Linked DNA regions of Homo sapiens: region 1 is linked to region 2. Evidence: chromatin loops called from intact Hi-C (ENCODE). Cell type or tissue: heart right ventricle. All regions are shown on one strand. Links, peaks and the distances in the headings refer to the core of each region. The heading gives the core; the rest is flanking DNA.

Region 1 (8,000 bases), core at 1-8,000, 58 kb before region 2:
TACGGGGACGGGGACACACACACACACACACACACACACACACACACACACACACACACACACACACGTTTCTGTCTACAGCTTCTGGCCCATAACTCCCATAGCCCTTGCTGGAGTCTTCTGTTATAATGCTAGGTATGTCAGGCCTCAGAAAACAGAATCTCTCAAATCTTTTCCCACCCTCCCTTCAACTGTCCTAAGGTAGAACTCTATCTCTCCCAATACCCCTTTCTCATTGTGAGTCTTAAGCCCCTCTCACAGGCAGGGCAGGGTGGCTCACTCCTACAATCCCAGCATTTTGGGAGGCTGAGGCGGGAGGATCACTTGAGGTCAGGAGTTTGAGACCAGCCTTACCAACATGGTAAAACCCCATCTCTACTAAAAATACAAAAATTAGCCGGGCGTGGTGGTGCATGCCTGTAATCCCAGCTACTCGGAGGTGGAGGTTGCAGTGACCCAAGATGGTGCCACTGCACTCCAGCTGGGCAACAGAGTGAAAGCGTGTCTCAAAAGAAAAAGACGGAGACTCCCACTCTGTACTCTGGGAGAAGGAATGCTAACATCATGAAGCTTCCATAAAAACTCAAGAGGACTGGATTTGGAGAGCTTCTGGCTAGCTGAACACCTGGACGGAGGTTCGTGGATGGTGACACCCCAGGGAGGATATGGAAAGTCAGTGCACCTTCCCCCCTACCTTGCCAGACAAATCTCTTCATCTGTATACTTTGCAATCGCCTTTAGAATAAACCAGTAAACATAAAAGAGTTTCTCTGAGTTCTGTGAAACACTCTGGCAAATTAAACCTAAAGAGAGGACCGAGGGAACCCTGACATGAGTGAAGCTGGTGGTCAGAAGCACTTGAGGCCCAGACTTGTGACTGATGAGTGCTAGGGGGCAATCTTGGAGACTGCGCATTCAACCAGTGGGATCTGACACTATCTCCAGGTAGACAGTGTCGGCATTGAACTGGAGAACACCCAACTGGTGGCAGCTGCTTGGTGTGTGGGGAAAACTGCCCACACATTTGGCCACAGAATTCTTTTTCTGTGTTGATAATTGCTGTGGTGGTGTGTGAGTAGAAAAAAATAAGAGTTTTTACAAAGCAGGATTAATCTACATTTTTGTTGTTGCTGTTGTTGTTGTTGCTGTTGTGACAGTCTCAGTCTGCCACCCAGGCTGGACTGCAGTGGCACGATCTCAGCTCACTGCAACCTCTGCCTCTGGGGTTCAAGTGATTCTCCTGCCTCAGTATCCCAAGTAGCTGGGATTATAGGCACACACCACCACACTCGTTAATTTTTGTATTTTTAGTAGAGTTGGGGTTTCACCATGTTGGCCAGACTGGTCTCGAACTTCCTGACTTCAGGTGATCTGGCCACCTCACCCTCCCAAAGTGCTAGGATTACAGGCATGAGTCATGCCCAGCCAAATCTACTTTTATGAGTTTGGAACTTTCTAAAATAAAGAACTAAAACAAGGCTGGGTGCCATGGCTCACACCTGTAATCCCAGCACTTTGGGAGGCCAAGGCTGGTGGATCACCTGAGGTCAGGAGTTCCAGACCAGCCTGACCAACATGGAGAAACCACGTCTCCACTAAAACTACAAAAAATTAGGCAGGCATGGTGGCGCATGCCTGTAATCCCAGCTACTCACTCGGGAGGCTGAGGCAGGAGAATCACTTGAACCCGGGAGGCGGAGATTGCGGTGAGCCAAGATCACGCCATCACACTCCAGCCTGGGCAACAAGAGCGAAACTCCATCTCAAAAAAAAATAAAATCACTTAAGCCTATATACAGTTTAACATTTTTATAAAGCTCACAATTAAGCAAAAATAAACAATATATTATTTAGGAATATATATCATGTGGTTTATAAAAGGAAGGAAATGATAAACCCAAAATTCGGGAGAACAGCTAACTCTGTGGAGTAGTAAAAGGATAGGATAGGACAGAAACAGACAAATAAATAAATAGTAATGTATTGGTAATGCTCTAGTTTTCAAGACAACTAATAAGCTTGCAAATGTTTATTATTATGCCTCATAACTTAGATGTTTTACATTCATATTTTTTCTGTATGTTAAACATCATACAATGAAAAATTCTAAAGCATATAGCTCTAAATGCTACAAATTCTGTTTAGCAAAAATTAAAAGTTTAGATCAGGTTGGCAAACTAAACATCTATCCATCCTAATCATAATCTCTTAAAAAATAAAACCGTAATAGCACTAACAAACCCCCTCCTAAAAGGGTGGCTCCTAAAAGTTATCAAGATACCACAAATGAAGTCTTTACAAAGGAATGAAGATCAGACTGACAGAGAAACAAGCCCTATTCTCTGGAGAAATGACAGATTCTAAGGCCAAGGCCAATCTGAAAGAGCTCTCAATGGCCAAAGATAAAACAACTTGAGCAACAAAATAAATCAATGTGGGACTTTAATCCAAAATATAAACTAAATACTCAAGTCCATACTGATTTCATATAACTGAGACAGGTACTTTACCTCAGGTATTTTTCCAAAAATCCACAAGCCCAGTCTAATTACGAGGAAAACAGCAGACAAAACCAAATTGAGGACCTGACCAGTTTTCCCCAAAGCTGTCAAATTACTGGGAGCGGGGGGAAGGACTAAGAAACTATCACAGACCAGAAGAAACTAAGAAAGTATAACAACTAAACACAATTTAGTTATCCTAGATTGGATCCTGAAATAGAAAAAAAAAAATTGTAGAAAACCTGGGTTGGGTGCAGTGGTTCACACCTGTAATCTCAGTACTTTGCAAGGCCGAGGCAGAAGGATCGGATCTCTTAAGCCCAGGAGTTCCAGACCAGCCTGGGCAACATGGTGAAACCCAGTCTCTACAAAAAAAAAAAAAAAAAAATCAGCCAGGCATGGTGGCACGTGCCTGTAGTCCCAGCTACTAGGGAGGCTGAGGCAGGAGGATCACCTGAGCCAGGGGTAGTCAAGGTTGCAGTAGGACATGATCATGCCACTGTACTCCAGCCTGGGGAGACACAATGAGACCCTGTCTCAAAAAAAGAGAGAGAAAAAAAAAAGAAGAAGAAAGAAAAACAGGGGAAATCTAAATACAGTCCAGAGTTTAGTTGATACTAACGTACCAAGGTAGGTTTTTCAGTTTTGACAAATGTATCATGGTAATGTAAGATGGTTAACATTAGGGAAAACTGAGTTAGGGATAGCCAGGAACTCTCTGTACTCTCTGTACTATCTCTACAAATGTTCTGTAAATCTAAAATTATTCCAAAATAGAAATAGTGTCTCAAAAAAATTAAAATTAAAAATAAATAATAGGCTGGGCGCGGTGGCTCATGCCTGTAATCCCAGCACTTTGGGAGGCCAAGGCGGGGGGATCACAAGGTCAGGGGTTCGAGACCATCCTGGCTAATACGGTGAAACCCCATCTCTACTAAAAATACAAAATATTAGCTGGGCGTGGTGGTGTGCCCCTGTAGTCCCAGCTACTCGGGAGGCTGAGGCAGGAGAACTGCTTGAACCCGGGAGGCAGAGGTTGCAGTGAGCCGAAATCGCATCACTGCACTCCAGCCTGCGCGACAGAGCGAGGCTCCGTCTCAAAAAAATAAATAAATAATAAAAAAGAGTCCAAGAACATGATGGTGGAATAGGAGGTCCAGGTTCTAGTCACTATCACAGAAATGTCAATTAGTAATTATCCACAGACAAGAACACCTTTGTGAAAATTCCAGAGCCTAGGGCTTAAGCACTCCCTTGGAGCACAAATACCAAAAGCCCCATTAGACGGGTAAGAGTGGCTTGACTTTTTGACTGCATCGCCCCTCACCAGGCCCACATGGGGCCAGAGAGTGATCCCCTGGGCCTATAGTTTCTGCAGTGGGAAAAAGAAAGCCCAAGGCAGACATTCAGCTTCCCCAACTTTCCCAGCTTTCCAGGGTGCTTTCCAGGAGATCCATGTCTGTCTTGCCTCATAGGGAAGAAATGGGAGGGCTAGACCACTGGAGTCAGCTAGGAACAAAGAAGGGGGTGGGGCTCACAGCAAACAGTATGCAAATCATGACAATGAGACCACATCCCTGCCAGTGGCCTCACCCAACCAGAGAGCCCAACCACCAGCTCTGCCCATCTGCGGCATGTCTATCCAACAAGCACAGTCAACATTCTGCCTGGCTTGGGTCCTGTGCCAGTGATCCAGTCTGACCTCAGCTGAGCATAGCCTATGGCCTCACCTAATAGTATAGCTGAAACTCCAACTCCACAGGACCAACCAGGCAACCTGCCTGCCCAACCAGGCAGCCCGGCCACAGAACCCGTCTAACCTTGGAGCAGGGCCAGCAGCCCCATCCAGGCAAAAAAATCAGCCAATGCCCCCATTCAACAGCTAAACTTAACATACAACCCCACCTGATTGCAGAATGCAGCCTATAGTCCTACCCATCTATGGTGCATACCCTGTAGCCTCACCTGACCGGGGAAATTCCAGAGTACAGCCTGCAGCCCTCCCAAGTCACAGAGCAGCCTGGCCTAAACATGGAGCCCAGCCAGCTGCCCCTCCTAACCTCAGAGCCCAGCCAACAGACCTGCACTGGCCTCAGACCCCAGAGAACAAGCCCCACCTAACCTCAGAGTATGGGCAGCTACCAAGTTCAACAAGAGATTCCAGCAGCACGCCCTGCTTGCCCACAGATACTACCAGCTGACCCATCCAGAACCCCAGGTTAGGCTGACTGGTGAAGGTCTTTCCTCACAGAAATGAATTGGTAAAGACTAAAAGAAGTGACTACTTCCTCAAATGCACAGAAACCAACACAAGGACAAAAAGATCATTAAGAATCAAGGAGGCCAAGTGTAGTGGCTCACGCCTGTAATCCTAGCACTTCAGGAGGCTGAGGCAGGTGGATCACCTGAGGTCAGGAGTTCAAGACAAGCCTGGCCAACATGGTGAAACCCCATCTCTACTAAAACTACAAAAATTAGCCAGGCATGGTAGCACATGCTTGTAACCCCAGCTACTGGGGAGGCTGAGGCAGGACAATCACTTGAACCCAGGAGGCAGAGGCTACAGTGAGCTGAGATCGTGCCACTGCACTCCAGCCTAGATGACAGAGCAAAAATCTGTCTCAAAAGAAAAAAAAAGAACCAAGGAAACATGATACCACAAAAGAAAACTAATAAAATGCCAAAAAACAACCCTAAAGAAATGGAGATCTATAGAACTGACTGACAAAGAATTCAGAATAATCCTCTTGGCCAGGTGCAGTGGCTCTCACTTGTAATCCCAGCACTTTGGGAGGCCAAGGCGGGCAGATTGCTTGAGCCCCGGCTGTTTGAGACTAGCACAACATAGTGAAACCCGTCTCTATAAAAGAAAAAAAAAATTTTAATAAAAATTTTTACAAAATAATAAATAAATAAATAATCCTATTAAAGAAGGTCCGTGAACTATAATAAAACACAAATAACTGGCCGGGCACAGTGGCTCACATCTGTAATTCCAGCACTTTGGGAGGCCAAGGCAAGCGGATCACAAGGTCAAGAGTTCAACGCCAGCCTGGCCAACATAGTGAAACCCCGTCTCTACTAAAAATACAAAAATTAGCCGGGTGTGGTGGCACACGCCTGTAGTCTCAGCTATTCGGGAGGCTGAGGCGGGAGAATCACTTGAACCCAGGAGGTGGAGGTTGCAGTGAGCCAAGATTGTGTCACTGCACTCCAGCCTGGGTTACAGAGTGAGACTCCATCTCAATTAAAAACACACACACACACACACACACACACACACACACACACAAATAACAATATTAGAAAGACAATACATGAACAAAATGAAAACAAAGAAACAAATAATAAAAAGCAAATCTTAGAGCGGAAGAATATAATGACTGAACCAAATAATTCAATAGAGAATTTCAACAGCAGACTCAATCAAGCTGAAGAATCAGTGAAGCTAGGCATGGTGGCTCACGCTTGTAATCCCGGTGCTTTGGGAGGCTGAGACAGGAGGATCACTTGAGGCCAAAAGTTCAGGATCAGCCAGGGCAACATAGTGAGACCGTGTCTATATTAAAAAAAATTATTTAGGCTGGGCGCCGTGGCCGTAATCCCAGCACTTTGGGAGGCCGAGTAGGGCAGATCACCTGAGGTCAGGAGTTCGAGACCAGCCTGGTCAACACAGCGAAACCCCATCTCTACTAAAAATACAAAAAATTAGCCGGGCGTGGTGATGCATACCTGTAATCCCAGCTACTCGGGAGGCTGAGGCAGGAGAATCGCTTGAACCCAGGAGGCAGAGGTTGCAGTGAGCCGAGATCACGCCATTGCACTCCAGCCTGGGCAATAAGAGTGAAATTCCGTCTCCAAAAAAAAAAAAAAATTGTTTTTAATTAGCCAAGCTTAGTGGCACACACCTGTGGTCCCAGCTACTCAAGAGGCTGAGGTAGGAGGATAAACTTCAGCCCGAAAGGTCGAGGCTGCAGTGAGCCATGACCACACCACTGCACTCCAGCCTAGGAGTCAGAGCAAGACCTGGTCTCAAATAAATAAATAAATAAATAAAAAGCCAGCAGCTTTTTATAGAAACTTGGCAAGCTAATTTTAAAAATCATATGGAGCCAGACATGGTAGCGTGTTTGTGTAGTTGCAGCTACTCAGGAGACTGAGGTAGGAGGATCACTTGAGCCCAAAAGTTGGAGGCCAGCCTAGGCAACATAGTGAGACTCTATCTCAAAAAAAAAAAAAAAAAAAAAAAAAAAAAAAAAAAAACCAAAAAATTTGTATAGAAATCCAAAGGACTGGCCGGACGTGGTGGCTCATGCCTGTAATCCCAGCACTTTGGGAAGCCGAGGCAGGTGGATCACCTGAGGTCAGGAGTTCGAGACCAGCCTGACCAACATGGAGAAACCCCGTCTCTACTAAAAATACAAAATTAGCCGGGCATAGTGGCACATGTCTGTAATCCCAGCTACTCGGGAGGCTGAGGCAGGAGAATCGCTTGAACCTGGGAGGCGGAGGTTGCGGTGAGCCGAGATCGCGCCATTGCACTCCAGCCTGGGCAACAAGAGTGAAACTCCGTCTCAGAAAAAAAAAAAAAAGAAAAATCCAAAGGCTCTACAGTCGTAACAACTTTGGGAAACTTTCTTTTCTGGTTTCAAAATTTATTATAAAGCTACAATTATCAAGATAGTGTGATACTGGCATAAAGATAGACAAACAGATCAATAGAATAGAACAGGTCCAAATATAGACATGGACAAAATATTTTAGAAAGGGTAATCTTTTCAACAAAAAGTGCTAAAATAGATATCTATGTGCAAACAAAAAAAATCTTCCATCCATATGACGTCATATATAATTAATTCAAAATGAATCATAGACAAAAAAGTCAAACCTGAAAGTATAAAACTTCAAGAAGAGAACATCTTTCTGACCTTAGATTAAGCAAAAATTCTTAGATATAACACCAAAAGCACAAACCATAAAGGAAAAACTAAAGGGGACTTCAATGAAATCAAAAACTTCTTATAAGACACTGTTAGAGAAAAAAAAAAAAACTTACCTGAATGTATGAAATACATTTAAAAAATCTCTGTTCTCAAATGACAAAAGAAAAAAATCCGTGTATGTGTAAGCACAGAAAAAAAGATAAAAACAATACACAGGGATGAATAAAGTGAGTTTGAGCAAGAATTGTCAGGGGTCAAGTCTCAGTTCTGCAACTTACTAGGTTACGTATCCCTTGTACAAGTTAACATTTGAGTTTTAATCAATCAAATGGGAATAACAGGCTGGTCCAATGGTAGTGGCTCATCAGAACTTATTCAAAGCAGTGTTACTAAAGTTGGTATACAACCCCCCACTGCTAAATTTGACTGGCTGAAAAAAGAAAAATAAAATAGAGATAATAGTAACTATCTCATAAAGTTATTGTAAGGATCAAATGAGATAATGCATACAAAGTGCTTAGAACAATCTGAACACATGGCATAATGTTTTCAATAA
Region 2 (12,766 bases), core at 2,589-10,588:
CTCACGGCAAGCTCTGCCTCCCGGGTTCACGCCATTCTCCTGCCTCAGCCTCCCGAGTAGGTGGGACTACAGGCGCCCGCCACCACGTCTGGCTAATTTTTTGTGTTTTTAGTAGAGACGGGGTTTCACCGTGTTAGCCAAGATGGTCTCGATCTCCTGACCTTGTGATCTGCCTGCCTCAGCCTCCCAAAGTGCTGGGATTACAGGCGTGAGCCACCGCGCCCGGCCAGGAGAGAGCTTTTGAGGGACGAAATGGTTTTCATTCTTAGGGCCTGTTTCACAGGAGGCTGGATTGACAGGAAAAACAGGAAGATATAAATCTGTCTATATATCTGGTGCTAAAAACCTGGAACCAGTGTAATATTGAGGAGCAAATCTGTGTGTGTGTGTGTGTCCCTTTATGTAGACTACAGGAAAAGAAGGGTTAGAAGAAAGGGAAGGAAAACCGAGAGAGAAAAGTCCTGGTCTGCTGGTTCGTGCCTCTTGCGCCTGTAATCCTAGTGTTTTGGGAAGTCCAGGCGGGAGGATCCCTTGAAGCCAGGAGTTGTAGACCATCCTGGGCAATATACAGTGAGACCCTGTCTCTACAAAATTAAAAAATTAGCTGGGTGTGGTGGCATGTGCCTGTAGTCCCAGCTATTCCGGAGGCTGAAGTAGGAGGATTGTTTAGGCCCAGGAGGTCGAGGCTGCAGTAAGCTATAATTGTGCCACTGCACTCCAGCCTGGGCAACAGAGGGAGACCCTGCCTCAAAAAAAAAAAAAAAAAAAAAAGAGAGAGAGAGAGTTTGGTTTTCTAAGCAGGTTTTATTTTTTATTTTATTTATTTAGTTTTTTTGAGATGGAGAGTCCCTCTGTTGCCAGGCTGGAGTGCAGTGGCATGATCTCAGCTCACTGCAACCTCTGCCTCCAGGGTTCAAGCAATTCTCCTGCCTCAACCTCCTGAGTAGCTGGGACTACAGGCGCGCACCACCACGCCCAGCTAATTTTTGTATTTTTAGTAGAGATGGGGTTTCACCATTTTGGCCAGGATGGTCTCGATCTCTTGACCTTGTGATCCGCCCGCCTCAGCTTCCCAAAGTGCTGGAATTACAGGTATGAGCCCCCGCACCTGGCCAACAGGTTTTATATTCTTATTGCCTTTTTTTTCTTCCTGTTTTCATTAGTTAGGATATTGACCAGACAGAGACAAAAATATCAGTGGCTTCTTCAAGGTAGAAGTTCTGTTTTTCTCGGCTGGGCACGGTGGCTCATGCCTGTAATCCCAGCACTTTGGGAGGCCGAGGCGGGTGGATCACCTGAACTCAGGAGTTTGAGACCAGCCTGGCCAACATGGTGAAACCCTGTCTCTACTAAAAATACAAAAATTAGCCAGGTGTGGTGGCGGGTGCCTGTAATCCCAGCTACACAGAAGGCTGAGGCAGGAGAATCACTTGAACCCAGGAGGAGGAGGTTGCAGTGAGCCAAGATCGCACCATTGCACTCTAGCCTGGGCAACAAGACAGAAACTCCGTCTCAAAAAAAAAAAAAAAGTTCTGTTTTTCTCCCAGGTAAAAGTCTAAGCTGGCAGATTATACAGGGCCAGTCAGGGACTCTGTCACCCCAGGCCCTCTGGGACTCATTTCTTCCATCTCGTTGCTTTGCCATCCTCCATGGTGTTACACTTGTCACAGGGTCAGAGCTGACTCACCTCCCATACATCTTAAAGAGGGGAAAGCAAAGGACAAGCAGCTTCTTATTAAGGCATGATCTGAAAGTTGCCAACATCACTTTCCCTTTGGCCAGAGTATTGTCTCATGGTCATACCTAGATGCAAGAGAGAGCTGCAGCTGGCAAGCACTCAGCTAAACTCAGGGGGAGGGCCAGGAGCAGTGGCTCACGCTTGTAATTGCAGCACTTTGGGAGACCAAGACGGGTGGATCACTTGAGGTCAGGAGTGTGAATACAGCCTGGCCAACATGGTGAAACCCCGTCTCAACTAAAAACACAAAAATTAGCCGGGCGTGGTAGTGGGTGCCTGTAATCCCAGCTACTCAGGAGGCTGAGGCAGGAGAATCACTTGAACCCAGGAAGTAGAGGTTGCAGTGAGCCAAGATCGCGCCATTGCACTCCAGCCTGGGCAATAGAGTGAGACTCCATCTCAAAAAATTAAAAAAAAAAAAAATTCAGGGGGAATCCATTACTAACTAAAAGGTGGGGATATTGGGGAACAATTAGCAACCACTCTCCTTCACTCTTCTTTTTTTTTTTCTTGAGACAGAGACTTGCCTGTTGCCTAGGATGGAGTGCAGTGGCGAGATCCTAGCTCACTACAACCTTGACCTCCTTGGCTCAAGTGATCCTCCGACCTCAGCCTCCCAAATAGCTGCGACTACAGGCACCTGCCATTATGCCTGGCCCTTCTTCACCCTTCTAATCAAAGCTAGTTCTACCCATTTCTCTCTTAAAATCCTCTACACTCTTATTTGCTTATGTGACTTCTTTTTTTTTTTTTTTTTTTTTGAGATGGAGTCTCTCACTCTGTCACCCAGGCAGGAGTGCAGTGGCACGAGCTCGGCTCACTGCAACCTCCAGCTCCCAGGTTCAAGCCATTCTTCTGCCTCAGCCTCTCGTGTAGCTGGGATTATAGGTGCCCACCACTATGTCCAGCTAATTTTTGTATTTTTAGTAGAGAGGCAGTTTTGCCATGTTGGCCAAGCTGGCCTCAAAACTCCTGACCTCAGGTGATCCATCCGCCTCGGCCTCCCAAAGTGCTGGGATTACAGATGTGAGCCACAGCATTAGGCCTATGTGACTTCTTTTAAGGAGCCATTCTTGATCTTCTTCCTCTGCTGAGCTCCCACAGCTCTGTTCATACTCCTTATGGTCCTTAGACTATCAAGTGCTTTAGTTGGATGGGTTCCCTACTAGTCTATGAGCTCCTTAAGGACAGGGAGGAGGACCAGGTCACATCTCTGCCCACCCACCACACGTATCACACAGTAGGGCCTAAGAAATGATTGCTAAAGGAATGAATCTTTTTCACTTCTCTGACAATAAATTGGAAATATTAGAATGTTGGAAAGTTGAAAACTCCTAAGTACTGTATTTCAGTGTTCGTTTCTTTTTTTTTTTTTTTTTTTGAGACAGAGTCTTGCTCTGTCACCCAGGCTGGAGTGCAGTGGTGTGATCTTGGCTCACTGCAAGCTCTGCCTCACGGGTTCACGCCATTCTCCTGCCTCAGCCTCCCGAGTATCTGGGACTACAGGCGCCTGCCACCATGCCCGGCTAATTTTTTTTTTTGTATTTTTAGTAGAGATGGGGTTTCACCGTGCTAGCCAGGATGGTCTCGATCTCCTGACCTCGTAATCCGCCTGCCTCAGCCTCCCAAAGTGCTGGGATTACAGGCGTGAGCCACCGCGCCCGGCCCAGTGTTGGTTTCTTAAAAGCAAGGACCAACCGGGCACTGTGGCTCACGCCTGCAATCCTAGCACTTTGGTAGGCCGAGGCAGGTGGATTGACTGAACTCAGGAGTTCAAGACCACCCTGGGCAACATGGTGAAACCCTGTCTCTACTAAAATACAAAAAATTAGCTGGGCGTGGTGGTGGGGGCCTGTAGTCCCAGCTATTCAGGAGGCTGAGGCACAAGAATTGCTTGAGCTTGGGAGGCAGAGGTTGAGCCGAGATCACACCACTGCACTCTAGCATGGTCAACAGAGCGAGACTCAGCCTCCAAAAAAAAAAAAAAAAAAAAGCCAGAACCTTCTCTTACATAACCATATTTTTTTTTTACTGTGGTTTGCCAGATGTTTCCTTAAATGCCTGGAGAAAAGGAAATAAGGGAAGGAAAAAAGCAGTACAAAAGAAAAGAAAAATTTCCAGGTCTTTGCAGATTGGCTCTATGTTGAATCACTCCTTCTATGCTTAGCCATGCTGTTTGCAACTCTGTCTAAACCTCCACTTCTTGCTTGCACTGAGTCTAAAAATCAGGCAGAGGTGAAAACTCATGGTCTTCCCAGTTTTTCTCTAAGCATGTGTCCTTCTCTTGGCATGTGTGTGGCTTTCTAGATTCCCCTGTAAACATAGAAAACTTTCAAAGCTCTTATTCTCCCCCAAAATATCATTCTCTGGATTTTCCTCTCAGGCTTTCAACATGTCTGTTGTTTGATCTAGCTGTTTTTTTGATTGTTTGTTTTGCCCAGCCCATAGCAGTTCATTCATTTGTTCTTAATTGCTTTTAGGAAAAGTCTGTGTAGCTGCTCTATCCTAGCAGAGTTCCAAGTTAGTTACAACAAAGAGAAACCCTAGTTAGGTTCAAAAGACAAATCCTGGGCCGGCGCGGCGGCTCACACCTGTAATCCTAGTACTTTGGAAGGCCAAGGTGGGTGGATCACCTGAGGTCAAGAGTTTGAGACCAGCCTGGCCAACATGGTGAAACCCCCTCTCTACTAAAAATACAAAAATTATCTGGGCGTGGTGGCGGGCACCTGTAATTCCAGCTACTTGGGAGGCTGAGGCAGGAGAATGGCATGAACCCGGGAGGCAGAGGCTGCTATGAGCTGAGATCACACCATTGCACTCCAGCCTGGGTGAAAGAGCGAAACTCAGTCTCAAAAAAAAAAAAAAAAAAAAAAAAAAAAAAATCAAATCCTATTCCATAGGAACAAGGTCCACTCTGCTCTCTCTAGAACGAGGTATCTGAACAGGGAACACAAGCTGCTGGCTCTAAGATCACTGCTTCTCTAAGGAGGGGATGGGGCTAAGGTAAGCTAAAATACCACAAAAATCTTAGCTGCTTCAGTGGCCTTTCTCTTGGTTAAGCATTTGGTTGCTGTAAACTTTTCTTTTTCTTTTTTTTTTTTTTTTTGAGATGGAGTGTCACTCTGTCGCTCAGGCTGGAGTGCAGTGGCACAATCTTGGCTCACTGCAATCCCCTCCTTCCAGGTTCAAGCAATTCTCCTGCCCCAGCCTCCCAAGTAGCTGGGACTACAGGCGCACGCCACCACGCCCAGCTAATTTTTGTATTTTAAGTAGAGACAGCGTTTCACCATATTGGTCAGGCTGATCTTGAACTCCTGGTCTCAGGTGATCCACCCGCCTCAGTCTCCCAAAGTGCTGGGATTACAGGCATAAGCCATAGCACCCGGCCCGTTGCTGTAAACTTTTAACTGTCTCCTAGCATTCTGATAAGGTTGAATTCCAACAGGTTTTGCCAAGTTTTTCAGTGTTTCTGGGGAGAAATGGATCCCCTACTCTGCCATTTTCAATAATGCCACTTCTAACCTCCATGCCTTTTTATTATACTCAATTTCTATCTTTTTATGTTGTTCTCTCTTTTTTTTTTCTTTGAGGTGGAGTCTCCTCTGTCACCCAGGCTGGAGCGTAATGGTGTGATCTCGGGTCACTGCAACCTCCACCTCCCAGATTCAAGTGATTCTCCTGCCTCAGCCTCCTGAGCAGCTAGGATTACAGGCACCTGCCACCACACCAAGCTAATTTTTGTTTTTCGGTTTTTTTGAGATGGAGTCTCGCTCGGTTGCCTGGCCTGGAGTGCGGTGGTGCAATCTCGGCTCATTGCAGCATCCGCCTCCCCAGTTCAAGCTATTCTCCAGCCTTAGCCTCCTGAGTAGCTGGGATTACAGGCATGCGCCACTGTGTCTGGCTAATTTTTGTATTTTTTAGTAGAGATGGGGTTTCACCATGTTGTCCAGGCTGATCTCGAACTCCTGACCTCAGGTGATTCGCCCACCTCGGCCTCTCAAAGTGCTAGGATTACAAGCGTGAAACACTGTGCCTGGTCAATTTGTATGCTGTTCTCTAAGCCACTTCCTTAGAACCATCTTCTAATTCACTAACACTCTGTTTGTCTATGTCCATCTAAGATAATGTATATCTAGTTTATTGAGGGTTTATTACCAATAACTTACTTTTTTCATTTAGGAAATTATTTTCAGGATTTCTAATTGATTCATTTATTTTTAATTTTTAAAGTTTTCATTTTGAAATAATTTTAGATTTACAGAAGAGCTTCAGAGATAGCATAGCAAATTCTTGTTTATCCTCCACCCAGCTTTCCCTAATGTTAACAGTTACGTAATGTCTTGCATAACTGAGACATTTATCAAAAGTAAGAAACTAAACTTGATATAATACTATTAACTTTATTCAGATTTCCTTAATTTTTCTTTTTTCTTTTTTTCTGTTCAGAATCCAATCCAAGACACCATGTTGAATCTAGTTGTCAAGTCTCAAATCCGTGACTGTACTCAGTCTTTCATTGTCTCATGACCTTGGCATTTTTAAAGAGTACTGGGCAGGTTATTTTGTCTAATGTTCCTCAATTTAGGTTTTTATCTGATGTTTTCTGTTAAGCTAGGGTTATAGATTTTGGGGAAGAATGCTACAGAGGTAAAGTGCCCTTCTCATCACATCATATAAGGGGTTATAAGATATCAGTCTGACATTATTATTTAGGTTAACTTGATCACTTGGTTAAGGTGGTATCTCCATTGTGCAGTTGCTATTTTTCCCTTTCCAAATTCTATGCATTAGAAGTGAGTCACTGAGTCCAGGCAATACTGAATAAGAGAGAAATTGAGCTGTACTTCCCAGAGGGAGATGAATCAAAGAATATGTGTTCTTTCTTTCTTTATTTATTTAGAGACAGGGTCTCACTATATCTCCCAGGCTGTTCTCAAACCCCTGGCCTCAAATGATCCTCCTGTCTTGGCCTCCCACAGTGCTGGGATTATAGGCATGAGCCAATGCGCGAGATCTCTTTTTACGTTTATTCAATTTGTTATTCTTCCTTTATCCCTTTGAGGATCCAAGGCATACTTGTGTTGAAGCCTTTTATTTCTGTTGTTTTTTTCTTAGATTGAGAGTATCTGTGAAAAAGGTCTTTTAAAGATTGTTCTTTTCTTTGCATTTATCTATAGTGAATTACCCTCCTAATTATGGAGGATTTTACTTTGTTTGTTTTTTTGGTTGGTTTTTTTTTTTTTTTTTTTTTTGGTGTTGGTGTTGGGGAATTTGTCCTGTCTACAATTAATTTTAATAAGTTGAGGAAATTTATTTGCAGGTTCATCTTAGAGTGGGAAGTTTTGCAATTTCGTTCTGTTTTGTTTTGCTATAACCTTCTTTCTCACTGCTCTCACCATCCTTATCTAGGGTTTTTGTGAATTCAGTCATGGCCCTGTATGTTTGGCACAGATCCTGGTTTTGTGGCCATGTCTATGTTGGCCTGGTTCCTGGGTATGAGAGTTACAAAAGCTGCTGTCCCAGGCAGCAGAGGGCAGCAGCTTGTTTCAGCCTCTTTTTCTCACCTCAGCCCCTAGTTTTATGAACTAAAACAGATTCCAAGCCACTCTGACTGGAGCATTTTCCTCTATTAGATTACTTTTTTTACTTTGAAAAAAATTTTTTTTTTTTTTTGGAGAGTGGGTCTCACTCTGTTGCGCAGGCTGGAGTGCAGTGGTGCAATTGTAGCTCACTGCAACCTCCACCTCCCCAGGCTTAGGTGATTCTCCACCTCAGCCTCCCAAGTAGCTGGGACTACAGATGCACGCCACCATGCCCAGCTAATTTTCGTATTTTTTTGTATAAACAGGGTTTCATCATGTTGCTCAGACTAGTCTCGAACTCCTGGCCTCAAGTGATCCACCCATCTCTACCTCCCAAAGTGCTATGATTACAGGTGTGAACCACCATGCCCAGCCAAAAATGATGTTTTTAATAGATACAAAAATAAAATAGGTAAGTTCTCATAAAATTACTATATTTAAACAATAGGGGCCAGGCGCAGTGGCTCACACCTGTAATCCCAGCACTTTGGGAGGCTGAGGCAGGCGGATCTTTGAGGTCAGGAGTTCAAAACCAGCCTGGCCAACATGGTGAAATCCCATCTCTACTAAAAACACAAAAGAATAGCCAGGCAGGGTGATGGGCACCTGTAATCCCAACTACTTGGGAGGATGAGGCAGGAGAATTGCTTGAGCCCGGGAGGCGGAGGTTGCAGTGAGCCGAGATCGTGCCATTGCACTCCAGCCTGGACAACAGAGCAAGACTCTGTCTCAGAAAGCAAACAAACAAACAAACAAAAAACCAACAGGGAAAAATTTATGTCTGCAATTTTATTTCAATAAATAAGCACACAAGTAGGTGGTAAGAATACACACACAGAGAGGGAACATCACAATATTTATTGCATTTATTTCTTGGAAATGGTTTTTGATTGTTGTTTTGAGACAGGTCTCACTGCAAACTGCACATCCTGGGCTCTAAAAAACCTCTAACCTCAGCCCCACCCCCAATAGCTGGGACTACAAGTGCACACCACCACACCTGGCTAATTTTTTTTTTTTTTTTAGCGTGTAACCTTTTTTTTTTTTTTTTAATTTATTTATTTTTTATTGATCATTCTTGGGTGTTTCTCACAGAGGGGGATTTGGCAGGGTCACAGGACAATAGTGGAGGGAAGGTCAGCAGATAAACAAGTGAACAAAGGTCTCTGGTTTTCCTAGGCAGAGGACCCTGCGGCCTTCCGCAGTGTTTGTGTCCCTGGGTACTTGAGATTAGGGAATGGTGATGACTCTTAACGAGCATGCTGCCTTCAAGCATCTGTTTAACAAAGCACATCTTGCACCGCCCTTAATCCATTTAACCCTGAGTGGACACAGCACATGTTTCAGAGAGCACAGGGTTGGGGGTAAGGTCACAGATCAACAGGATCCCAAGGCAGAAGAATTTTTCTTAGTACAGAACAAAATGAAAAGTCTCCCATGTCTACCTCCTACTACACAAACACGGCAACCATCCGATTTCTCACTCTTTTCCCCACCTCTCCCCACTTTCTACTCCACAAAACCGCCATTGTCATCATGGCCCGTTCTCAATGAGCTGCCGGGCACACCTCCCAGACGGGGAGGTGGCCGGGCAGAGGGGCTCCTCACCTCCCAGTAGGGGCGGCCGGGCAGAGGCGCCCCCCACCTCCCGGACGGGGCGGCTGGCCGGGCGAGGGGCTGACCCCCCCACCTCCCTCCCGGACCGGGCGGCTAGCCGGGCAGAGGGGCTCCTCACTTCCCAGTAGGGGCAGCCGGGCAGAGGCGCCCCTCACCTCCCGGAAGGGGCGGCTGGCCGGGCAGGGGGCTGACCCCCCCGACCTCCCTCCCGGACGGGGCGGCTGGCTGGGTAGAGGGCTGACCCCCCCACCTCCCTCCCGGACGGGGCGGCCGGCCGGGCGGGGGGGCTGACCCCCCCACCTCCCTCCCGGACGGGGCGGCCGGCCGGACGGGGGCTGACCCCCCCACCTCCCTCCCGGACCGGGCGGCTGGCCGGGCAGAGGGGCTCCTCACTTCCCAGTAGGGGCGGCCGGGCAGAGGCGCCCCTCACCTCCCGGACGGGGCGGCTGGCCGGGCGGGGGGCTGACCCCCCCACCTCCCTCCTGGACGGGGCGGCTGGCCTGGCGGTGGGTGACCCCCACCTCCTTCCTGGACGGGGTGGCTGCCGGGCGGTGACGCTCCTCACTTCTCAGAGGGCGCGGCTTCCGGGCGGAGGGGCTCCTCACTTCTCAGACGGGGCGGCCGGGCAGAGATGCTCCTCACCTCCCAGACGGGGCGGCGGGGCAGAGGCGCTCCCCACATCTCAGACGATGGGCGGCCTGGCAGAGACGCTCCTCACTTCCTAGATGGGATGGCGGCCGGGAAGAGGCGCTCCTCACTTCCTAGATGGGATGGTGGCCGGGAAGAGGTGCTCCTCACTTCCTAGATGGGATGGCGGCCGGGCAGAGACGCTCCTCACTTTCCAGACTGGGCAGCCAGGCAGAGGGGCTCCTCACGTCCCAGATGATGGGCGGCCAGGCAGAGACGCTCCTCACTTCCCAGACGGGGTGGCGGCAGGGCAGAGGCTGCAATCTCGGCACTTTGGGAGGCCAAGGCAGGCGGCTGGGAGGTGGAGGCTGTAGCGAGCTGAGATCACGCCACTGCACTCCAGCCTGGGCAACATTGAGCACTGAGTGAACCAGACTCCGTCTGCAATCCCGGCACCTCGGGAGGCCGAGGCTGGCGGATCACTCGCGGTCAGGAGCTGGAGACCAGCCCGGCCAACACAGCGAAACCCCGTCTCCACCAAAAAAATACGAAAACCAGTCAGGCGTGGCGGCGCGTGCCTGCAATCGCAGGCACTCGGCAAGCCGAGGCAGGAGAATCAGGCAGGGAGGCTGCAGTGAGCGGAGATAGCAGCAGCACAGTCCAGCCTCGGCTCGGCATCAGAGGGAGACCGTGGAAAGAGAGGGAGAGGGAGACCGTGGGGAGAGGGGGAGGGGGAGGGAGAGGGCAGCGTGTAACCTTTGTAACTTCACTTCAGCCTCCACACCTGGCTAATTTTTGTATTTTTTTGTAGTAACAGGGTTTCACCATGTTGCCTGGGCTGGCTGTAAACTCCCAGCCTCAAGTGATCTGCCTGCCTCGGCCTCCCAAAGTGCTGGGATTACAGGCATGAGCCACCACCAGCCGGTAATGGTCTTTAAAGACATTTCTGGACATTTGTGATCAGAGGAAAAACGTTGCCTAATTATCTAATAATTTTTTTAAAATATTTGTTCCATTTTGCAAGCCATTTTATTTTCCTATCATTAGTTGATACCTATGTGTTTGTTTTTATGCCAAGATTGTGTTGTATTTGACTCAAAAAATATGACTGATGGAAGACTCCTCAACAAAATTGGTAGGTAATATTTGTGTACAATTTTTATATTTATATATACCCACATTAGTCATTTCAGAAATGTATGAAGGCGGTAGGAAGATAGCATGAGTAGGATGAGGTACATTGTTTTTCTTCCAATTAGCTATTTCTCTCTTATTTTTTATTTTTGTTTTACTTTATTTTATTTGAGATGGAGTCTCGCTCTGTTGCCCAGGCTGGAGTGCAGTGGCATGATCTCGGCTCACTGCAACCTCTACCTCCTGGGTTCAAGCGATTATCCTGCCTCAGCCTCCCTAGTAGCTGGGATTATAGGCACCTCCACCACACCCAGCTAGTTTTTGTATTTTTAGTAGAGACGGAGTTTCACCATGTTGGCCAGGCTGGTCTCAAACTCATGACCTCAAGTGATCCACCTGCCTCAGTCTCCCAAAGTGCTGGATTTACAGCCACCTTGTCCAGCCAATTTTTTAAAAATAAATTTCTTGGCCAGGCGCAGTGGCTCACACCTGTAATCCCAGCACTTTGGGAGGCTGAGATGGGTGGATCGCTTGAGGTCAGGAGTTCGAGACCAGCCTGGCCAACATGGTGAAACTCCGTCTCTACCAAAAATACAAAAACTAGCTGGGCTTGGTGGTGGACGCCTGTAATCCCAGCTACTTGGGAGGCTGAGGCAGGAGAATCGCTTGAAGCTGAGAGGTGGAGGTTGCAGTGAGCTGAGATCACACCATTGCACTCCAGCTGGGTGACAAGAGTGAGACTCCATCTCAAAAAATAAATAAATAAATAAATAAATAAATTACTTGATCTTATTAAGTAGAAAAGTTTTGTCTCTTCCTTTATTTTCTTATTTTATTAAGGTTACAGATAAAAGTAAGACTGTTTAACAGGCAGGAGCAACAGAAAACAAGGACTCTTGAAACTTTACAAACTCTATGATCAATTAATGAATGATTGGAAATTGTCTGTACTGAGAATGATGGCTCGCACCTGTAGTCCCAAGTACTCTGGAGGCTGAGGCAGAAGGATCCCTTGAGTTGTGAGTCCAGCCTGGACAACATAGTGAGACCCTGTCTCTAAAAAAATAAATGAAACAGAAATTGTCTGTACTGTACTTAACACAAATTCTACCAACGTATGCCAAATTATGCATAACATATAGAAATAGAATTTCTGCTGTCAAAGTAGTAGATGTTCTGGATAAAACATTTCAGGTTCTGAATAAAGAAAAAACATGAGAGTACAAGGGAAATGCTAAAATAAATACCACTTGAGACTTCAACTGGACCCAGATATTTAATGTGGTAGTGCTGAAAATTATGGGCCTAGCATGGTGACTCACGCCTGTAATCCCAGCACTTAGGGAGGCCGAAGCATGTAAAGCACTTTAGCTCAGGAGTTCAAGACCAGCCTGTGTAACATGGTGAAACCCCATCTCTACAAAAAATACAAAAATTAGGCGGGCATGGTGGCCTGCACCTGTAGTCCCAGCTACTTAGGAAGCTGAGGTGGGAGGATGGCTTGAGCCCAAGAGGCAAAGGTTGCAGTGAGCTGAGATCATACCACTACACTCCAGCTTGGGCCACAGACCCTGCTCTCAAAAAAAAAAAAAAAAAAGATCCCCCGTCCCAGGCCCGCCGGACCCGCGCTAGCAGCGTGGCAGCAGCGTGGCAGCAGCGCGGCAGCGGCGGCGGCGGCGGCGGGCGGTCCAGCGGGTGTTTCTCTCGGGTCGCAGGGTCTCCCAGCAGCGTGGTGGACTACCTGATCAGCGGTGGTACCGGCTACATGCCCGAGGACGGGCTCATCGCGCAGCAGCTCTTCGCCAGCGCCTAAGGCCTCACCTAGGACGCCTTCCTGATTCTCCCAGGACTCATAGACTTCATAGCTGAGGTGGACCTTACCTCAGCCCTGACCCGGAAGATCACGCTGAAGACACCGCTGATCTCCTCCCCCATGGACACTGTGACAGAGGCTGACGTGGCCATCGCGATGGCTCTGATGGGAGATACTGGTTTCATTCACCACAACTGCACCCCAGAGCTCCAGGCCAAGGAGCTACGGAAGGTCAAGAAGTTTGAACAGGGCTTC

The links. A loop is a pair of places that touch in the nucleus more often than their neighbours do. Peaks named below come from ENCODE experiments on the same cell type or tissue, not always from the same donor. Only the 100,000 strongest peaks of a DNase experiment are listed, where the experiment ranks them.
Region 1: it touches region 2 in a loop (4-fold over the local background); 3 of 110 quality-filtered maps call a loop at or near these places.

The regions. Positions count from the first base shown.
Region 1 is chr9:34,194,692-34,202,691 of GRCh38, reverse strand. The region is part of intron 1 of UBAP1 (ubiquitin associated protein 1); the gene reads right to left. Among named protein-coding and RNA genes, the nearest start is that of UBAP1, 20 kb to the right of the region's middle. RefSeq lists an enhancer at 4,098-5,048. In heart right ventricle, for the core only: no CTCF peak of the experiment used is centred there; DNase peaks (open chromatin) are centred at 3,551 and 4,251; H3K27ac peaks cover 1,684 bases.
Region 2 is chr9:34,134,358-34,147,123 of GRCh38, reverse strand. It overlaps the pseudogene IMPDH1P1. Among named protein-coding and RNA genes, the nearest start is that of DCAF12, 14 kb to the right of the region's middle. RefSeq lists a silencer at 3,384-3,575. In heart right ventricle, for the core only: a CTCF peak has its summit at 7,292 (motif pointing right); a DNase peak (open chromatin) is centred at 7,233; H3K27ac peaks cover 1,169 bases.